2 separate regions of the Mus musculus genome follow, and region 2 is linked to region 1. A link is a loop called in an ENCODE intact Hi-C map of the cell type or tissue named here. Cell type or tissue: left cerebral cortex. All regions are shown on one strand. Each heading gives the region's core, and the rest is flanking DNA. Links, peaks and the distances in the headings are about the cores only. Region 1 has its middle 10 kb from the start of Gm35236. Region 2 has its middle 250 kb from the start of Gm35236.

Region 1 (2,914 bases), core at 297-2,796:
TAAGGTGTACAATACTGCTTTGTTCCCAGCAACCTGTAATAAGAAATTATACGTTTTAAATTTAAATTATAAGAATTAAAGTTCTTAAATTGTGGAGAACATAGCTACCACTTGGGGCCTGAGGATGCAATTGGCCGTGACTGTATTCTCAGGTGTATCACGTGTTCCTTCTCATTCTTTTGTTCTTTTCCTCTAGAAGGCTTCTTTCATTCCTTTCCCTATACCCAGAATTCCCCTTCCGCATTGTATTAAAAATCCTTCTTACATTTGTTTTTTTAAAAATGTTTTTATTTTATGCACACTGGTCTTTTGCCTGCATATATGCGTCGGTGAGGGTGTGAAATGCCCTGGAGCTGGAGCTACAGACAGTTGTGAGCTGCCATGTGGTTTCTGGGAATTGAACCTGGGTCCTTTGGAAGAGCAGCCAGTGCTCCTAACCGGTGAGCCATTTCTCCAGCCTCCAGCAAACTCTTTTTGATTGTTTGCTCTGAGCCCACCTGCACTTTCACTCTGCACATGGGACAAACAGAGCTCAGAAGAGATTCAGTAACTTGACTGTTATGGCAGCTTACAAGGTATCCCATTGCAGGGAGCTAGAGGCAGATCCCAGGGAGAGGACCTATCCAGGTTTCAGTCAAAAGAGCCTGTGTCCAGGACATGTTGCCAGCATCCCTTCCCACATCCCCTCTTCCTGATGGTGAAAGTGTTCACATGTGCCCTGTGCTTAATTGCTGCATATTTTACTTCAAAAATAATTCTGGCCTTTTCTTGAATCAGTTTTTGCTTTAAGGCATTTTATATTATTATTTCAGTGACAAAGTATATCACTTGGCATTAATATGTTATAACTAAAGACAGTGCAGAGTAATACAATTGTGTAGACTTCTAATTATATTACGAGTGGGGCAAAGAAAGTAAGGCAGAAGTCTGTTCTTGACTGGGAAAGAGAACGGCAATTTCAGCGGTACCCAGTACACGGAAAGACTGAACCAAAGTGTGTTTTAGAGCAGCTGTCTACAGCATCACACACTACTGAGAATGTTCTTCTTTGGGATCACTAGTGTTGTTCAGAGTCTGAGATTCTGTAGTCCAAGGTGCTGCCACACTAGAGACCACTGTCTCCAGATGGACAGTGGATGCGTCTTTTCCTGTACAGTCAACCCCACCAGGGGTATTAAACCCAAAAGACTTCTGGACAGTTTGCTTTGCCATCAAACACCCAACTCTTCTCTATTTTCACAATAGAACACACCCAGAGGATTTAAGCATAAATTTAGCAAGTTTTCTGCAAGACTATTTTGTTCATCCCCGGAAGTATTGTCAATGCAATTAAATTTGAGATAATGAATCACGGAAGTTGATCTCAGAAGTGAAAAAAAACCTGTGATTTAAATTGCCAATATACAGATACTTTCGGTTCTTGCAAGCCACTGCCAACTGTGCATGCCGGAAGTTAAATTCTCAATAGCTTGTTATTATTGATGCAACCATTAGTCATTAAAAAAAAAAAAAAAAAAATCTTGAACTAAGTAATTTGCATCCAAAAGATGACATCAGCAACACCATGAGCTTGTTGTTCTGGGGAGCGGTCACTAGATGGCGAACTTGGAATTCAAAACTTAAAGAAAAAAAAAAAAGAAAAAAAAGGAAGAAAAGAAAAGAAAGAAAGCAATCTCAGCCTCCGAGGAACAAGACTGCTACCAAAGCATCTATTGTACTTACAAAGCTGCATGTGCACAAGCAAGAAGGTACCACTTGCCCGGAAGATGGTATTTTCTTTCCTCCCAGACTTTGATATGCCTCTCTCTCTCCTCAGGACAGGTCACTTCTCTGCACAGGCACTGTTCCTGTGTGAGTTCACCTTTTGAAACTTACTCTATTCCTAGCCCTGTGACTGAGTAAAAAAATGTGTTCCTTAAGATGTGGCTTCTTTCTTCCTCCGGCCTTGACACCACTCGCTCCGGAGAACTAAGGCAGTGCATCTTCTAGCCGCATTCCGGATGCTAATCCAAGGCGGTCTGCAAAAGCTCGTTGATTTGTAGAGCAGTCCTTCTCCTCCATGAATTATATGCCATCTTTATTCTCCCTTATGATGGTGGCAATAAATCGTTCTTTAAAAATTTTTTTTTTAAAGAAAGTCTGTATCAATGGAGTGGTTGTTCTTGTAGCAACTCTTTAAATATGGTCATAATGAATAAATACATGAGCCCGGTTCTCTTCTAGGAGTGAGGACAGGAAGTCGGAACGACACCTGTGTGTGGTCGATTCTAAAACAATAGAATACATTGAGACTTCTGTAGCAAATCAGGGAGTTTATTTGCAAGTTCTAATCCAGGGCTAACTGGTTCTCTATCACTAATAGTGTGTGTGTGTGTGTGTGTGTGTGTGTGTGTGTGTGTGTGTTGGTGTGTGTGTGTGTGTGGAATACAAGGGAAGGACTGAACTAGAATATGAAGTTATTTTGTTTCTACACCAGTTAAGTGTTTCTGTTGAGCATGAAACACAAAAGAGTCTCTTACACACATTGACTCTCTGGCTGCAGCCACAGAACCTAGGCACCTGGAGCTCTGTCCCCAAGTGGCTTCTCCTAATTTGCTAAATAACCTTGGGCAAGTCTCTTAACCTTTGCAAACCCCAGCTTCTCTTTCTACAAAGGGGGAATCCGAGAGCTGTCTCTTCCCAATTCTTGGGAACATCCTAAGGATTAATGAAGAGAGAAAGGCAGCCAGGGGTCCACTGTGGCTCTCAGAGAGGTGGCTCTAACCTTCGGATGAAAATCATAAACATAAACAGAACCAATACACACTGGCAATCCAGGCTGAAGTCAAGAGGTCTTGACATTCTGTGGGTTTCCATTTTTTCCCATTCCTCAAAGATGATGAGCATCGGCAAAACAAAACAAAATACCCAACAA
Region 2 (2,914 bases), core at 297-2,796, 240 kb after region 1:
ATGAGGAGCAAGGCCATAAGCAGCACTCCTCCATGGCCTCTGCATCATCTCTTGCCTCCATGTTCTTGCCCTGCTTGAGTCATGTCCTGACTTCCCCCAATGATTGATTATGATGTGGAAGTGTAAGCCAAATAAACCTTTTCCTCCCCAACTTGCTTTTTGGTCATGGTGTTTAATCTCACCCATAGATCCAAACTAAGATACCAGGTGATAAAATACAGTAAGCAGGATACTTCTTCCAGCTCCAAATAAAAGGTTTTTAATTGTATTATTAGCTGAAGAAATATACCAAACATAAGAGGAACCCTTAGCAGATATGAAGCTGCTAATGTTCTGATCTGACTGGTCCCAAGATGTGACCATCCTCTTCATCCTCATCCCTGCTATTCTGGCTGAGCCACGATCTTCATCCTCATCCCTGCTATCCTGGCTGAGCCACGGTCTTCATCCTCATCCCTGCTATCCTGGCTGAGCCACGGTCTTCAACACCAGGCACTGAGCCAGATTCTGCATGCATGGAAGGGTCTAAGGGAGAGGAGTCCTACTCCTAAGGAATTTGTGGACCAAGTGTGAGAATCACAATCACAAATGATGCTGATGCTGTTAAGATGCACAACAGGATGCCTACAGCATGGCAGACACTCAACACCGCTGAGGTGATACTGTTGCATACCACATGCCAACAATCTATTCCTTGGGAAGCCGTTTCAGCTCTTATGGTAATTCCTCCAGTACTTCTTTGATTGACAATATCTCCGCTAAGATGGATATTCCAGAAGGCAGGGATTACAGTGCCTGTTCACCATTGCCCTTCTCCTGGGATCCTGCACAGTGCTTGACGTTGGGAATCTCTATGTGGGGATGAATGAATGAATGAATGAATGAACTAATGTAGACAAATACCAGGGACGAGGTATGGTTGAACCAAGGCCTTGAAGGGTGAGTTTAACAGGTCATGAAAAGGAACAAATGGAAATAAGAAATATGACCCCTGTCCAGAGCACACAAGGCTCTGGCATGCTCCTACCATGGTAGGAAGTTCATTGGCAAATGTGGCTGGGTTGGGCAGAAAATAAAATATAGGAGATCATGGAGAGATTTTAGGTCAGATCAGCACACAAAGTGCCTTGGCATACCAGGACTTTTTCCTGGAGGCAAAGGGGAATTGGCTGGTTTCTGTAAATAAGACGTAACAGAGTTAACCAGCTTCATTTTTTCCTTGGTGATAACCAACAACAGGGTAGAAAATGAATTGAAGGTTTCCTGGACCTGGGCCAAACTCTCCGAGGCCTTCTCCCACTGTTTCAGCCTAACCCTTGCTGTCTCTTTAATATTTTACAGTGTCTGGCAGATTTATGATTGTTTTAGTTATCGCGAAGTTTATCTCCCTCTGACACCTGGGGAGGCGTCACGTCACTCTGCCTCTATAGCCTCAGCACATCCTGAAATGAAGAATAAGCAGGAGGAGCGGCCGGGGCCGGGCCTCTTCACTGGAGGCCTTTGAGCAGCCTCTGCACAACCAGACCTTGTGAAGACACACACCAACTCATCAGTGCTTGCAGCAGGATCGACGCAAGCGTGTTGCTACTGGCACAAACACAACCACCTGGACACATCCCAACTTCTACACAGGCCAGAGAGCCAGGCCCACTCACTTCCCACAGAACTGCAGACAGCCCCTTCCACAGAAGTCCATCCAGCTCTCGCAGCGCCTCAACGGGGGAGCTGGGCTCCTGCCATCTTTGGGGCTCCTCGGTGTTTGGGAGGTTATGGGGAGTGGGGGGGCCGCTCCGCGTATTTGATCGGAAGCTGCTCATCTGCTTATATCAACACCTTCTTCAAACCGGTCCTGCGAGGAGTCCACAACCTCTGCCTGCTGATCAGCTGAGAGAGAGCTGTTTAGAGAAGAGCGGTGACAACAGTTCCCTTGAAAGAGGAGCCAAGAAGAAAGAACAGCAAGAAAACAGACAAAGGTGAGCTGGCCAAGATCTTAAAAGAGCCACTGGCACTGAACATAGCCCTATAGGCTTCAAGATTAAAACCATTGTTGTCTAATAAATGGATTTATGTGTGAATTTATGGTTAAAAGACAGGAAATCTCCTTCTACCCAGTAGGGACTCAACACAGCTTTTCTCTGCCAGGTGTCTGGTTATAAAAGTGCATAGCGACAGGCAGGCTCTTCCCAGCCTAAACCCTCAGCCCCAAGGTTTATTGCCCTGAAGGCAGGGCTCAGAGGCGAGCGCGGGGGTGGGGGTGGGGGAACACCGCATGGAGGGGGTTCTCCGTTCCTGAACCCCTTGCACAGGCCCTACCTTTTCCGCTGTCTCTTTTCAAGGCTCCTCCTCCGATCCTGTAATTCCACCCTTTCACCAGCCTGAGCTTCAACTGTTTCTATCAATTTACAATGGTCCCTCAGACATCTGCTGCTCCATTTGTACCAAAAAAAAAAAAAAAAAAAAAAAAAAAAAATCTTAAAAATGAGAGAATGGGAGCCCAGAAATGATTCACAGGCTACTGGAACTAAGGGGGTTTTTGTGGCTACCTTAATTCAAATCAAACTGCGGGTAGGCAACGTAAATACCTTTGCAACTCTTTACTAACAGAAAATTCAACTGCATCTTGAATGTTTACAAAGCAAGTGGGATAGGCAACTCAGGCTTTTTTTTTTTCTTTTTTTTTTTTCTTTTTTTTTCTTTAGCTTTATTTGGCCTGTTTTCTTCTACTAATGAAAATCAGGCATTGGGTGTAATGCTGTTTTGTGTTTATAATAAAACCTCATTAACTCAAATGCAACTAATTTATAACTTGTGATAATTTGGCCACAACAGAGCTGAATTTCCTATGTGCAATATACGATTTTACTAAGCAAATTAATAGCTTAAATCAAATTTTAGAAAGCTTCTTTAACTTCCC

The links. A loop is a pair of places that touch in the nucleus more often than their neighbours do. Peaks named below come from ENCODE experiments on the same cell type or tissue, not always from the same donor. Only the 100,000 strongest peaks of a DNase experiment are listed, where the experiment ranks them.
Region 2: a loop joins it to region 1, with 2.6 times the contacts of the local background. A loop is called at or near these places in 1 of 42 quality-filtered maps.

What each region holds. Positions count from the first base shown.
Region 1 is chr3:66,409,210-66,412,123 of GRCm38, forward strand. No RefSeq gene overlaps it. Among named protein-coding and RNA genes, the nearest start is that of Gm35236, 10 kb to the left of the region's middle. In left cerebral cortex, for the core only: a CTCF peak has its summit at 1,586 (motif pointing right); a DNase peak (open chromatin) is centred at 1,699; H3K4me3 peaks cover 463 bases.
Region 2 is chr3:66,648,996-66,651,909 of GRCm38, forward strand. No RefSeq gene overlaps it. Among named protein-coding and RNA genes, the nearest start is that of Gm35236, 250 kb to the left of the region's middle. In left cerebral cortex, for the core only: no CTCF peak of the experiment used is centred there; a DNase peak (open chromatin) is centred at 1,649.